2 separate regions of the Homo sapiens genome follow, and region 1 is linked to region 2. A link is a contact called in ENCODE Hi-C or POLR2A ChIA-PET data. All regions are on one chromosome and are shown on one strand. Each heading gives the region's core, a stretch centred on a gene start or an enhancer-like site at or near the end of the contact. The rest is flanking DNA. Distances are from core to core; before and after follow the strand shown. Region 1 overlaps ZFAND6 (zinc finger AN1-type containing 6). Region 2 has its middle 44 kb from the start of BCL2A1.

Evidence for each region. A loop is a pair of places that touch in the nucleus more often than their neighbours do. ChIA-PET counts read pairs that join two places held with the same protein, here RNA polymerase II (POLR2A). Pooled maps may share reads with other maps.
Region 1: a map of head of caudate nucleus shows a loop between it and region 2 (6-fold over the local background). The contact joins two enhancer-like sites. A Hi-C loop is called at or near these places in 1 of 168 maps with a recorded cell type or tissue (head of caudate nucleus), 4 of 37 single-sample maps with no recorded cell type and 4 of 50 pooled maps. POLR2A ChIA-PET finds 5 or more read pairs at or near these places in 2 of 52 experiments (OCI-LY7 and naive thymus-derived CD4-positive, alpha-beta T cell).

Annotation. Positions count from the first base shown.
Region 1 is chr15:80,102,145-80,109,887 of GRCh38, reverse strand. All of the region lies in intron 2 of ZFAND6 (zinc finger AN1-type containing 6), which reads right to left. Among named protein-coding and RNA genes, the nearest start is that of ZFAND6, 46 kb to the right of the region's middle. Within about 2 kb of position 4,132, at least 3 of the 41 ENCODE cell types and tissues checked have a DNase peak (open chromatin) inside an H3K27ac peak, as active enhancers do.
Region 2 is chr15:80,011,710-80,018,673 of GRCh38, reverse strand. No RefSeq gene overlaps it. Among named protein-coding and RNA genes, the nearest start is that of BCL2A1, 44 kb to the right of the region's middle. RefSeq lists an enhancer at 947-1,106. Within about 2 kb of position 1,250, at least 3 of the 41 ENCODE cell types and tissues checked have a DNase peak (open chromatin) inside an H3K27ac peak, as active enhancers do.

The sequences.
Region 1 (7,743 bases), core at 2,883-5,382, 88 kb before region 2:
ATATTCCCAACAGAAACTGTGTGAGATAATAAATATTTGTTGTTTAAGCCAGTGAATTTTGGGTTAGTTTCTTATGCAGCAATTGATAACACAGCTTCTGGTATATATATCTCCCTGCTTCTTGCCCCGCTATACTTTATTTTCAACACAGCAGCCAGTGATCCTATTAAAATCTAAATCAATCACACTGCCTGCTTACTCAAAATCTTCCAGTGGCTTCCCAACTTACAAAGCGTTAAAAGACAAATTCTTTACCTTGACTTAAAGGCTCTTCATGATCTGGTCCCCCATTACATGACTTCCTCTTTTACTCCCCTTCCTACCATACACGTTGCTGGGTATGACAGGTATTTTCCTGTCTGAGGCCTTTGTACTTGCTATTCCTTCTACTTTCCAGAAATCCTTATGACTAGGTTCTTCACCTCCTTCAGGTCTCTGCTCAAATGTTACCTTTTTCAAGGAGGAATTCCCTTGCCACTTATTTAAAATTGTCCCCAGCATCAATTCCGGTTTTATTTTTCTTCAACGTCCTTATCCTAATCTTAATTTACTATTATATTGTGTCTCCCCTTTGCTAAAATGTTACCTCCCTAATGGCAGGGATTTTGTCCATTTTGTTCACTGATGCTTTGAATAATGCTTGGTAAATGGCAGGCATTCAATATTGATTGAATGTATGAATGAAACTGCCCTGCCACCTTACCTGCACACCACCACTAGTAGCCAAGGATTTATCCCAAGGCAAAAAACGAGAAAGGCTCCTTTTAAAGAAATTGAATTTGCTGTTTAAGAAGAGATCTAGATCTGTCAGCAAGGTGTGCCACCTATGACTATACAGTTCATGCACTGAACAAAGATGCCTGCAGGCGCGGTGGCTCACACCTGTAATCCCAGCACTTTGGGAGGCCGAGACAGGCAGATCACTTGAGGTCAGGAGTTCAAGACCAGCCTAGTCAACATGGTGAAATCCTGTCTCTACTAAAAATACAAAAATTAGCCAGGCGTGGTGGCAGGCGTCTGTAATCCCAGCTACTCTGGAGGCTAAGGCAGAAGTGCTTGAACCCAGGAGGCGGAGGCTGCAGTGAGCCATGATTGCACCACTGCACTCCAGCCTGGGCAACAGAGTGAGACTCCAAAAAAAAAGAAAAAAAACAAAAAAACAAGGATGCCTGGCCTCATGCTCCAAGCTTTTGGGCATCTTTTCCATTCAGCCTACTCAGAAAGAGGTTCATTTAGCAATGTGACTAATTTAGCATACCAAACAGTAATTCTATTAGTAAAATTAAGTTGCAGTGAATTTCATATTCTCAAACTGACCTAGGTTTCATATCACATACCTTAAAGAACAAGGCACAGTTTTTACCAGCACAAGGCCACCCAATATTCTTATTTGCAAAAAGAGGAACCCGTTCAAATTTTCCCACTGGCTTCCACATTCATGGACATTCATTCTCTTTCTTCTCACGATTACCACAGATTGATCGATCTATCTATGGCTTTTTATTCCCTCTTTGCCCTTAAAGCTTTTAATTCAACTATGTAGACTTTGTACTTCCCCCCAACCCCTCCACCCAAAACCTTTTAAAAAATCTCTTCTCCCCCTAAGGTAAATCTTCAATTGTAAATGAATGTCCTTCCCTAATTTTAAAGTTTAATATATGGTCATTCTCTAAATTTATATCTTTTCTGCTCATGAAACTGCACATTTTTTACAGAAGAAAACTTGCTTTACCATTTACTGAGCAATACTTATATAGAACTTTATGTGCCAAGCACTTATAAATACCAATCCCTTTAATCCTCATAATAGTCCTATTAAGTAGGTACTATTAGCACTCTCATTTTACAGAGAAATAAACTGTTCAAGGACACACAGCTAGTAAGTGAGGAGCTGGGATTCAACCCAAGCAGTTGGCTGGAGTCCACACTCTAAATCAGTAGTTCCCAAAGCGTATCTGTGGACTCCTGGGGATTCTTGAGATCCTTTCAGAGGTCCTTCCCCCTCCCCGCTGCCCTCCCAACCCCATCTTCTCCCCTCCCTTCCCCTCTCCCCTCTCCTCTCCTCTTTTCGACAGAGTTTTGCTCTTGTTGCCCAGGCTGGAGTGCAGTGGCACGATCTTGGCTCACTGCAACCTCCGCCTCCCAGGTTCAAGTGATTCCCCTGCTTCAGCCTCCTGAGTAGCTGGGATTTACAGGTGCCTATCATCATGACTTTTTGTGTTTTTAGGAGAGACAGGGTTTCACCATGTTGGCCAGACTGGTCTTGAACTCCTGACCTCAGGTGACCCACCCGCTTCAGCCTCCCAAAGAGCTGGGATTACAGGCATGAAACACTGCGCCCAGCCCCTATTTTCATAATAACAAGAACTTGTTATTCGTCTTATTCACTGTGTTGACATTTGCATTGGCAGTGTAAAAGCAATGAAGGGTAAAACAGCTAGAGCTTTAACATGCCATCAAGACAGCGGCACCAAACCATACTATAATAGTACAGTTGTCGTTATATGACAAGGAGATGTCACATAATATGGTGATGTCATTATGTAATGACTACCTAATAGTAGTCATTATATTCATCACCATACTCTCACAGTTAAAAAACAAAAAACCAGTTTCACTTGCTGAGTATTCCTGATGAAACAAATTATTTTTACTAAATCTATTTTTTTTTTGACACGGAATTTTGCTCTTGTTGCACAGGCTGGAGCGCAGTGGCGCAATCTTGGCTCCCTGCAACCTTTGCCTCCTGGGTTCAAGTGATTCTCCTACCTCAGCCTCCCGACTAGCTGAGATTACTGGCGTCCGCCACCATGCCTGGCTGATTTTTTTGTATTTTTAGTAGAGACGGGGTTTCACCATGTTCATCAGGCTGGTCTTGAACTCCTGACCTCAGGTGATCCACCCACCTCAGCCTCCCAAAGTGCTGAGATTACAGGCGTGAGCCACTGCGCCCGGCCCTTTTATTAAATCTTGATTCTGATTACACTTCATTGTATTTTTCCTCTTTCACCTATTTTGAGATACGTCACCCCAGAGTAAAGCCTTCCTCAATCTAGTTTCTTATCCACATACTGGAAACTGAAGTCTCTATCCTTGCAGAGGTTTTTGGCACACAGTTCTTAATTAGTCTCCCATTTCAGGGAAAAGGGTTACTGAGGAAAAAGATACCTACACAAATTCAGAGGAAAACAACTTACTTGTAATAACACTGTCCTTCAACATGAATTAAAATATGCATAATGAGCAAATAATAAGTTTCTAGGCACAAAGAGCCTATAATATGGAAGCAAAAAAAAAAAAAACAAATTTAACATACTGAAAAAATTATTTGGTTTTTTCAGAGTTATATTCCCAGCACTCTAGATTAGGGCTGGCAAATTTTTTCTCTAAAGCACCAGAGAGCAATTATTCTAGGCTTTGTGGGCCATAGAGTCTGTCATAACTGCTCAATTTCGCCTTTACAGTAAAAAAGAAGCCACAGACAATAAGTAAATGAATAGGAATGGCTGTGTTTCAATAAAACTTTTATTTACAATAAGGGGTGACTAGAATGGATTTGGTGAGTGGGTCATAGTTGGCCAATTCCCGCTCTAGATTAATGCCAGGCACATAGGAGGTACTCAAATACATGCTGGATGAATAAATGATTTCACAACTATTTTGGTTAGAGATATTATCAGGAAAGACATAGCAAAATTCCATGACTATAAGCAAGTACTTTCTTTTGTCATAGCTCTTTGTTCAAGGATATCTTGATAAACTTATCGTACCTATCACTCCGCTAGCTATTAAACACTGTAAAAGATATTTAGGACACACAGTTCTGCTCTCATCAATGTAGGTACAAGAACAGAAATACTAATGTCTGATTTTCACGTATCTGCACAAACATCACATCTAACTCCAAAATTACAACTTTATTAGCCACAAAACCACAAAATGTTAAGTATCAAAACCACAAAGTTTTAGAATACACCACTCTCACTTCATAGAGGTATATAAAAATGGATGCCAGAAATGATTGCAAGATACTTCAGAAACTGATTTTCTTTCAGTTAAAACGTAACACACCTTGTAGGGATGACTAACAAATGCATCATGAAAGGAAGTTTAACTACAAATCACTGCAAAACAACTGTTATATATACAGGGACAACTTGATATGTAGTAAAAAGAAAAAAGAACTGACTCATCTTCAAGTTGGTTGTGAATATAAACTTCCTACTTAGATAAGTGCTTAGCCTGAAGTACTTCATTTAAGATAGTTATGATGCCTGTCCTTTCTAACTCATAGAATTTTGAGGGGGTCAACTGGGACGGTGATTGTGAAAATACTTTAACCCGTAAGTTGCAATATAAAGCTCAGTTCAGAATTGGGTGGCTTATTTAAGTCACATATCTGCAGTTCATCATGAGAGAGAGAGGTTCAAACTGTCCACTATTTAATAGTAGCTGCAGTCATAAATCCAAGACTCCTTATTTACCCATAGCTCACAAAGGGCAGGTTCATAAAAGTTCTCCTTGCCACAGAGACAGTAATCACCTGTTAGGAGATCTGTGAATAGGCCTCACTTCCACCTGAGATGATACCGTTTTTTATTAAAAGTGTGATGGAATGGTTTCTAACATCCTCCTCTCAAAAGTTTATAAAATGATGTATCAATTACTCTGGATAACTGGCAACAAAAATTTACTATGTGCTTACGCTCAATATTTATAACTGTAAAGGAAGGATAAAAGCAAGTATGTGGTCTACCAGGGGAGACTTCTGTGTGCCTAGACTACAGGATAGTGGGAAATGATCTTAGAATAAGGCCACATCACAAAATCTGTGTTTCCATGATAAGGAGTCTGAACTTAAACCCACAAGCAACAGGGAATCCCACCACCTTAGAATGAAAAGGGGAGCTTTTTAGAACAAGTGCTGTTCACTAAATATTACTGTTTTTTATATACTTTAAATTGCTCTGAAAAGAATTCTAGGTGACTTTAAAAATGCATGCTGTATGATATCAAAAGTAGGCAAAAATAGTCAATCCAAGTAAAAATGGTTAAAAAAAAATAAGTTAGAAATACTGTCAATAAATAAAATGTATGCCCATAAAGGCCTATTTGCTAATTGGAAGCCATTCAACTCTATTCTTTCAAGGAGCTAATGCAAAGAAGAATATGACTACTTAAGAAAAACAAAATCAGCGACTCAAGAAAAGTACAATGAAATATTACCCCAGATAACATAAGAGGATTTCATCTATAGTTTACAACAAGTAAAACACAAAATGATATGGTCAATAATACCTGAAAAGTAAAATGTAAGTTTCTGGGATGGATGGATGGATGGATGGATGGATTGACTGACTGACTGATTTGAGACAGGGTCTCACTCTGTCGCCCAGGCTGGAGTGCAGTGGTGCGATCTCGGCTCACTGCAACCTCTACCTCCCAGGATCAAGCGATTCTCCTGCCTCAGCTTCCCAAGTAGCTGGGATTACAGGCACACACCACCATACCTAATTTTTGTATTTTTAGAAGAGACGGGGTTTCACCATACTGGCCAAGGCTGGTCTTGAACTCCTGACCTCAAATGATCCACTTGCCTCAGCCTCCCAAAGTGCTGGGATTATAAGGCGTGAACCGCCCACCCAGCCTCTGGCTATTTAGTTCTAATATAAATCAATAGTCTCATGGCCACCTTCAGTTAACAGCCAGTCTTCATGGAGTGGAGCCAGAGTTAAAAATAAAATCCGGCCAGGGGCGGTGGCTCACGTGTGTAATCCCAACATTCTGGGAGACCAAGGCGAGAGGATTGCTTGAGTTCAAGACCAGCCTGGACAACACAGTGAGATCCCCGTCTCTACAAAGAATAAGAAAATTATCTGGGTGTGGTGGTGCACAGCTGTGGTCCCAGCTACTCAGGAGCCTATGGTGGGAGAACCGTCTGAGCCTAGGAAATTGAGGCTGCAGTGAGCTGAGATCACACCACTACACCCCTGCATAGGTGACAGAGCAAGACTCTTGTTTCTTAAAAAAACAATAATAATAATGAACTTATCATTCAGGCTTATCATTTAGGCAATCCTTCATAAAGTTTATTTCTCCTAAGTGTCTGCTTTTGTTCTATCAAAGATTGCTGAGGCAGAGGAAAAGGGTAGGGAGAAAGCAGACTGAGAAGGCAGAATGGGTTACAAATTTCTGCTTCAAATAGAATAGTTCATTTTTGGTGTTTTCACATACCTGGTTTCTGCAAAAGATTTCAATTAAATAAAGGGGCTCAGATGGCTAAAAAATTTGGACACTTTAAGTTCTTGATTAAGAGCAAACTCAACAATGCTCAACAGTAAGCCAATCTGAGGTCGGGCTGATATACTATACCATGAACACTTCAGAGCATATCTAGGCCGCTAGTTACAAGAGTTAAATTTCAGTCAGGCACTTTGAATTGAGATGTTCTGAGTGAATATCCACAAGTTACCAATTAATCCCACCAAATTCTCCAAATTTTTTCCCTAAATTAAAAAAACCAGGTAAGGAAACTACACAATTAGGTATGTATTAGAGTAAGTGCTCACTGAAAATGTCTACTCACTATTATGTACTAGGCCCTGGGCTAAGCACTTTATATAGATTATCTGACTTAGGCCTCACCAAATCTGTATAAGGAAGGTAACATTCTCACACACGTTCCTTTGTAATCAGTTGAAGAAACTGAAGTTACACATGCCATTCACTGCCTCCCTACTAACATTCCCTTCTAAGACAATCTGTATACCTATAAATCAGCTCTTGCTGACCTTTTAGTACCATGGGATAAACCCTCCAGACAAGGTGATTAGACCTGGATGAACACTGACCCGATGAACCTATCTAAAGTCATGGATGGAGGTGGGGAGGAGACAGAATAGCACACACATAAAAAGTACCAAGGCTATATACTTGCAATTCAATTACATATGATTTTCCAAAGATTTTTAAAATAATCCTTTTTTCTTTCCTTAGGTAGAATGGATTTCTATTTCCATGTGTTCTGGTCCCTGACTAGAATCCAGTAAACAGTGATTTCTTTTAGAACATAACATTAATAGCTTGTTCCTATCCTTTGGTATCTCCCCTAACACCTACACTATTTCTAAGCACAAAGTAAAAGTGATTATCAGTGCTGAAATCCAGACTACTTTTAACCTTTAGTGGAATCATCTCAAACAGATAAATTTATCTCACAATAAAACCACTAACTGAAACCTAGTCCTTCCTGAAAGACTCTAAATTAATGTGCCACCCATAACATTGCTAGTCTTCAAAGGTGCTTCTAGATAAGAAATCTACTAGCATTTAAATGTAAAAATCAGTTTTCATCTCCATATCACATATAAACAGATGGCTCACTTTAATCTGAGAAGCAGTCACTGACAGACTTCAATACTTGCAACACTGCTTGACTCAACTGTCAATACCTTTATTCAAAAGTAACTGCAAGGCTGGGCGCGGGGGCTCACACCTGTAATCCTAGCACTTTGGGAGGCCGAGTGGGAGGCGGGTGGATCACCTGAGGTCAGGAGTTCGAGACCAGCCTGACCAACATGGTAAAACTTTGTCTCTACTAAAAGTGCAAAATTAGTTGGGTGTGGTGGCACACGTCTGTAATCCCAGCTACATGGGAGGGTGAGGCAGGAGAATCATGCCACTGCACTCCAGCCTCGGCAACAAGAGTGAAACTCCATCTCAAAAATAAAAATGAAAAATAAA
Region 2 (6,964 bases), core at 1-2,500:
TGGTCAACATGTAAAAACCCCATCTCTACTAAAAATACAAACATTAGCTGGGCGTGGTGGTGCACATCTGTAGTCCCAGCTACTTGGGAGGCTGAGGCAGGAGAATTGCTTGGACCTGGGAGGTGGAGGTTGCAGTGACCTGAGATCGCGTCATTGCACTCCAGCCTGGATGACGAGGGAAACTTCAACTCAAAAAACAAAACAAAACAAAACAGGCTGGGTGCAGTGGCTCACGCCAGTAATCCCAGCACTTTGGGAGGCTGAGGCAGGTGGATCACGAGGTCAGGAGTTCAAGACCAGCCTGGCCAACATAGTGAAACCCTGTCTCTACTAAAAATACAAAAATTAGCTGGGCATGGTGGCACGCACCTGTAGTCCCAGCTACTCCAGAGGCTGAGGCAGGAGAATCGCTGGAACCTGGGAGGTGGAGGTTGCTGTGAGCTGGGATCACGCCACTGCACTCCAGCTTGGGTGACAGAGCGAGACTTCGTCTCAAAAACAAAACAAAACAAAAGAATTATATACCGTGACCAAATGGAATTACCCAAGGTATGCAAGCCTGGTTCAACATTCAAAAACTCAATCACTATAATCCATCACATCAACAGAGAAAGAAAAATCACAAGATTACATCAATAGATACAAAAAAAAATTGACTAAGTCCGATACCCATTTATGATAAAAACTCTCACCAAACTAGGACTAGAAGAGAACTTCCTCTATTTGATAAAGAACATTAACAAAACCCTATAGCTAACACCTATTAATGGTGAGAAACAAGAAGCTTTCTCAGCTCAGAAACAAGGTAAGGGTGTCCTCTTTCACTTCTCTTTTTCAGTGTTGTGTCCGGAATTGGTGGGTTCTTGGTCTCACTGTGTCCAGAATTGGTAGGTTCTTGGTCTCACTGACTTCAAGAATGAAGCCGTGGACCCTCACAGTGAGTGTTACAGTTCTTAAAGGCAGCGTGTCCGGAGTTTGTTCCTTCTGATGTTCAGATGTGTTCGGAGTTTCTTCCTTCTGGTGGGTTCGTGGTCTCGCTGGCTCAGGAGTGAAGCTGCAGACCTTCATGGTGAGTGTTACAGCTCTTAAGGCGGCGTTTCTGGAGTTGTTCATTCCTCCCAGTGGGCTCGTGGTCTCACTGGCTTCAGGAGTGAAGCTGCAGACCTTCGCGGTGAGTGTTACAGCTCATAAAGGCAGTGTGGACCCAAAGAGTGACCAGCAGTAAGATTTATTGCAAAAAGCAAAAGAACAAAGCTTCCACGGTGTGGAAAAAGACCCTAGCGGGTTGCTACTGCTGGCTCTGGCAGCCTGCTTTTATTCTCTTATCTGGCCCCACCCACATCCTGCTGATTGGTAGAGCCCAGTGGTCTGTTTTGACAGGGCGCTGATTGGTGCGTTTACAATCCCTGAGCTAGACACAGAGGTGCTCCACGTCCCCACCAGATTAGCTAGATACAGTGTCCACACAAAGGTTTTCCAAGTCCCCTGGTAGTAGCTAGATACAGAGTGTCGATTGGTGTATTCACAAACCCTGAGCTAGACACAGGGTGCTGATTGCTGTGTTTACAAACCTTGAGCTAGATACAGAGTGCCGACTGGTATATTTACAATCCCTGAACTAGACATAAAGGTTCTCCAAGGCCCCACCAGAGTAGCTAGATACAGAGTGTCGATTGGTGCATTCACAAACCCTGAGCTAGACATAAAGGTTCTCCATGTCCCCACCAGACTCAGGAGCCCAGCTGGCTTCACCCAGTGGATCCCGCACTGGGGCTGCAGGTGGAGCTGCCTGCCAGTCCCCCGCCATGCGCCCGCACTCCTCAGCCCTTGGGTGGTCAATGGGACTGGGTGCCCTGGAGCAGGGGGCGGCGCTCGTCGGGGAGGCTCGGGCCGCACAGGAGCCCACGGAGGGCGGGCAGGCTCAGGCATGGCAGGCGACAGGTCCCAAACCCTGCCCCGCCGGAAGGCAGCTAAGGCCGGGAGCGAAATTGAGCACAGCAGCTGCTGGCCCAGGTGCTAAGCCCCTCACTGCCCAGGGCCAGTGGGGCCCGCAGGCCGCTCGGAGTGCGGGGTCTGCCCAGCACACGCCCACCCGGAACTCACGCTGGCCCGCAAGCACAGCGCGCAGCCTCGGTACCCCCCCTGCCTCTCCTTCCACACCTCCTCACAAGCTGAGGGAGCCGGCTCCGGCCTTGGCCAGCCCAGAAAGGGGCTCCCACAGTGCAGCGGCGGGCTGAAGCGCTCCTCAAGTGCCGCCAAAGTGGGAGCCCAGGCAGAGGAGGCGCCCAGAGCGAGCGAGGGCTGTGAGGACTGCCAGCACACTGTCACCTCTCAGTGTCATACTGGAAGATCTAATAATGTAATAAGACCAGAAAAGAAAATATGTACTGATTAAGAAGGAATATTAAACTGTCTTTGCTCTCAGATGATATGATTGTTTACGTAGAAAATCTAAAAGAGCCGGGGTGGTGGCTCACACCTGTAATCCCAGCACTTTGGGAGGCCAAGGTAGGCAGATCACTTGAGGCCAGGAGTTCGAGACCAGCCTGGCCAACATGGAGAAACCCCGTCTTTTCTAAAAATACGAGAATTAGCCAGGCATGGGGGTGCATGCCTGTAATCCCAGCTACTCAGGAGGCTGAGGCACAAGAATCACTTGAACCCAGGAGGCAGAGGTTGCAGTGAGCCGGGGTTGCACCACTGCACTCCAGCCTGGGTGACAGAGTAAGACTCTGTCTCAATTTAAAAAAAAAAGAAAGAAAGAAAAAGAAAAGAAAATCCGAAAGAATAGATTAAAAAAAAAACCCCGGAGCTAATAAGTGCTTATAGCAGCTTTGCAGGATATAAGGTTAATACAAAAAAGTCAATCACTTTCCTATATACCAGCAATGAACTATTAGAATTTGAAATTAAAAACACAATATCATTTACATTAGCACCTCAAAAAATGAAATAAGTGTAAATCTAACAAAATATGCACAAGATTTATGTGAGAAAAACTATAAAACTCTGCTGAAAGAAATCAAATAACTAAATAAAATGGAGATATATTCCATAGTCATTCATAGGAAGATCCGATATTGTCAATATATTGGTTCTTGCTAACTTGATCTATAATTTCAATGCAATCCCAATGGTATAAGTTGGATGTTTGTCTCCTTTAAATCTCATGCTAAAATACTATTCCCAGTGTTGGAGGTGGGGCCTGGGAGGTGATTGGATTGTGGGGGCGGATGTCTCAAGAATGTTTTATCACTTTCCCATTGGTGAGAATTGAATTCTTGCTCAAGATCTGGTTGTTTAAAAATCTAGGCCCTCCCCCACTGGCTCACTTGCTGTTACTCTAGTCATGTTACATGCCTGCTCCCACTTCGCCTTATGCCATGATTGTAAGCTTCCTGAAGTCCTCACCAGAAGCCAAGCAGATGTTGGTGCCATGCTTTTATAGCCTGCAGAACTGTGAGCCAATTAAACCTCTTTTCTTCATAAATTACTCAGTCTGAGGTATTCCTTTACACCAAAGCAAGAATGGCCAAGTACACCCAACCAATATCCCAGCAAGTTATTTTCTGCATATTGCCAAACTGATTCTAAAATTTATATGGAGAGGCAAGAGACAGGATAGCCAACACAATATTGAAGGAGGAGAACATAGTTGGAAGACTGACATTACCCAACTTCAAGACTAATTATTAAAGCTACACTAATCAAGACAGTATGGTATTGGTGAAAGAATAGACAAATATGTCAATGGAACAGAATAGAGCCCAGAAATAGAGCCAAATAAATACAGTCAACTGACCTTTGACAAAGCGACAAAGCAATACAATGAAGCAAAGATATTGTTTTCAACAAATTGCGCTGAAGAACTGGCCAAACACTTGAAAAAACATCTAGGCAAAGATCTTACATGTTTCACAAAAATTAACTCAAAATGGATTATAGGCCCAAATGTAAAATGCAAAATCATAGAACTCCTAGAAGACAACAAGAGAAAATCTGTGTGACATTGGGTATTGGGTATTAGTTATGGTGAAGACTTTTTTACATAAAACACCAAAGGCACAACCCATGAAATAAATAATTGATAAGCTGGGATTCATTAAAATTTTAAAAGTTCTGTTCTGTGAAAGACCCTGTTAACAGAATGAGAAGACAAGCCAAGGATGCAAGAAAATATTTGCAAAAGACATAGTTGATAAACTGTTGTTATCCAAAATATACAAAGAACTCGTAAGGCTGGGTGCGGTGGCTCACGCCTATAATCCCAGCACTTCAGGAGGCTGAGGCGGGCAGATCACAGGTCAGGAGAGCAAGACCATCCTGGCCAACACAGTTAAACCCCACCTCTACTAAAAATACAAAAAATTAGCTAGGCATGGTGGCGGGCACTTGTAGTCCCAGCTACTCTGGAGGCTGAGGCAGGAGAATGGCATGAACCCTGGAGGCGGAGGTTGCAGTGAGCCAAGATTGCGCCACTGCACTCCAGCCTGGGCGACAGAGCAAGACTCTGTCTCAAAAAAAAAAAAAAAAAATAGGCTGAGTGTGGTGGCTCACACCTGTAACCCCAGCACTTTGGGAGGCCAAGGTGGGCAGATCACAAGGTCAGAAGTTTGAGACCAGCCTTGCCAACATGGTGAAATCCTGTCTCTACTAAAAATACAAAAAATTAGCTGGGCGTGGCGGTGGGCACCTGTAATCCCAGCTACTTGGGAGGCTGGGACTGGAGAATCGCTTGAACCCGGGAGGCGGAGGTTGCCATGAGACCGTGTCATTACACTCCAGCCTGGCGACAGAGCAAGACTCCATCTCAAAAAAAAAAAAAGAACTCTTAAAACTCAACCATAAGAACAAACAAACTGGTTAAAAAATGGGGAAGCAGGCTGGGTGTAGTGGCTCAGGCCTGTAATCCCAGTACTTTGGGAGGCCAAGGCTGGTGGAGGGTTTGAGGTCAGGAGTTCGAGACTAGCCTGACCAACATGCTGAAACCCCATCTCTAATAAAAATACAAAATTAGCCAGGCGTGGTGGCGCATGCCTGTAATCCCAGCTTCTCAGGAGGCTGGGGCGGGAGAATTGCTTGAACCTGGGAGGCGGAGGCGGTGAGCTGAAATTGTGCCATTGCACTCCAGCCTGGACAACAAGAGCGAAACTCTGTCTCAAAAGAAAAAAAAAAAGTTGCTGAGCTCTCTTCCAAAAGTGGCTGTACCATTTTGTATTCCCATTAGTAATGAGTGAGAGCTCCTGATGCTCCATATTCTCGCCAGCATTTGGTGTTGTCTGTGTTTTGGATTGGAGCCATTCTAATAGGTGTGTAGTGGTATCTCGTTGTTTTAATTGGTAATTCCCTTATGACAGATGTGAGCATCTTTTTATATATTTATTTGCCACCTGTATATCTTCTTTGGTGAGGTGAGGTCGAACTCCTGCCCTCAGGTGATCTGCCCATCTCGACCTCCAAAAGTGCTGGGATTACAGGCATGAGCCACCATGCCCAGCCAAGCTTGGCAATTTCTTACACAGCACAACATAGACTTATCATATGATTCGGCAATCATGCTCCTAATTTGCCCAAATGGTTAAAAACTTTGTCCACACAAAAACCTGCACATGAATGTTCGTAGCAGCTTTATTAATAATTGCCAAAACTTGGAAGCAATCAAGATGCCCTTTAATAGATGAATGGATAAATAAACTGTGATACATCTAGAAAAAATGACGTTATTTAGTAATAAAGATAAATGATTTATCAAGCCATAAAAAGATAAGAAGGGATGCTAAATATTACTAAGTGGAAGGAACCAATCTGAAAAGGCCACAGACTGTATCATTCCAACTATATGACATTCTAGAAAGGGAAAACTATGGAGCCAGTAAAGAGGTCAGTGTTTGCCAGGGGTTAGGGAGTAGGGAGGGATGAACAGGCAGAGCACAGAGGATTTTTATGGTAATGAAACTATTCTGTATAATATTATAATGATGGGTGCATGTTATTATACATTTGTCCAGACTCATAGAATGTTCAGCACCAAAAGTGAATTTAGACTTTGGGTGATAATAATGTGTCAATGTAGGTTCATCAAATGTAACAAATGTATCATCCTGGAGTGGGATGTTGTTAGTGGGAAAGGCTGTGAGGATATAAAAACAGGAAGTGAATGGTAAATTCCGTACCTTCTGTTCAATTTCGCTGAGAACCTAAACTACTAAAAAGTAAAGTCTATTTAAGAAAGAGTCAACTGACTCCCTCTCTGGCCTCTAGCTATCTTGTTCCCTGCCACCCCGGGGCATGCAGAACTAATTTTTTTGTTGCTAAACAAATGGGCTGGTTGTTTTTAAAAAGTTATTTTACTGAGGAAAAATTTACATATAATAAAATGCACCCATTTTAAATGTACCATTTAATGTGGGATTTTCTTTTTCAGCTCAATGAGTTTTGACAAGCGTAAACCCCCTGTGTAACCGCCAGCCAGCACAATCAAGATATAGAATATTTCCACCACCTCAAAAAGTTCCCTCATGCCCCTGTGCAGCCGATTCCCATACCCCAGCCCCAGAAAACCACTCATTTGCTTTCTCTGCCATTACAAGATTAGTTTTGCCTATTCAGGAAATTCATGTAAACAGGATTATGTGATAGGGAATTTTTTTGTGTCTGGCTTCTTTTACTTTAACATTATTTTAAAATATTTATTCATGTTGTTGCATGTATTAGTAAGTCATTCTTTTTTATTGTTGATTAGTATTCCACGTACGGATATACCATTTTGTTTATCCATTTTCCTGTTAATGGCATTTGAATGGGCTATTATATTTATAATAGCTTTGGGCTATTATAAATAAACTTGCTATGAAAATTTGACTAGACTTCCTTGGGTAGACATATTTTTCTCTTAAGTAGAATACTGACAGTGGAATTATGTGGTTGTATGATAAGTTTATGTTTAACTTTATAAGAAACTGCC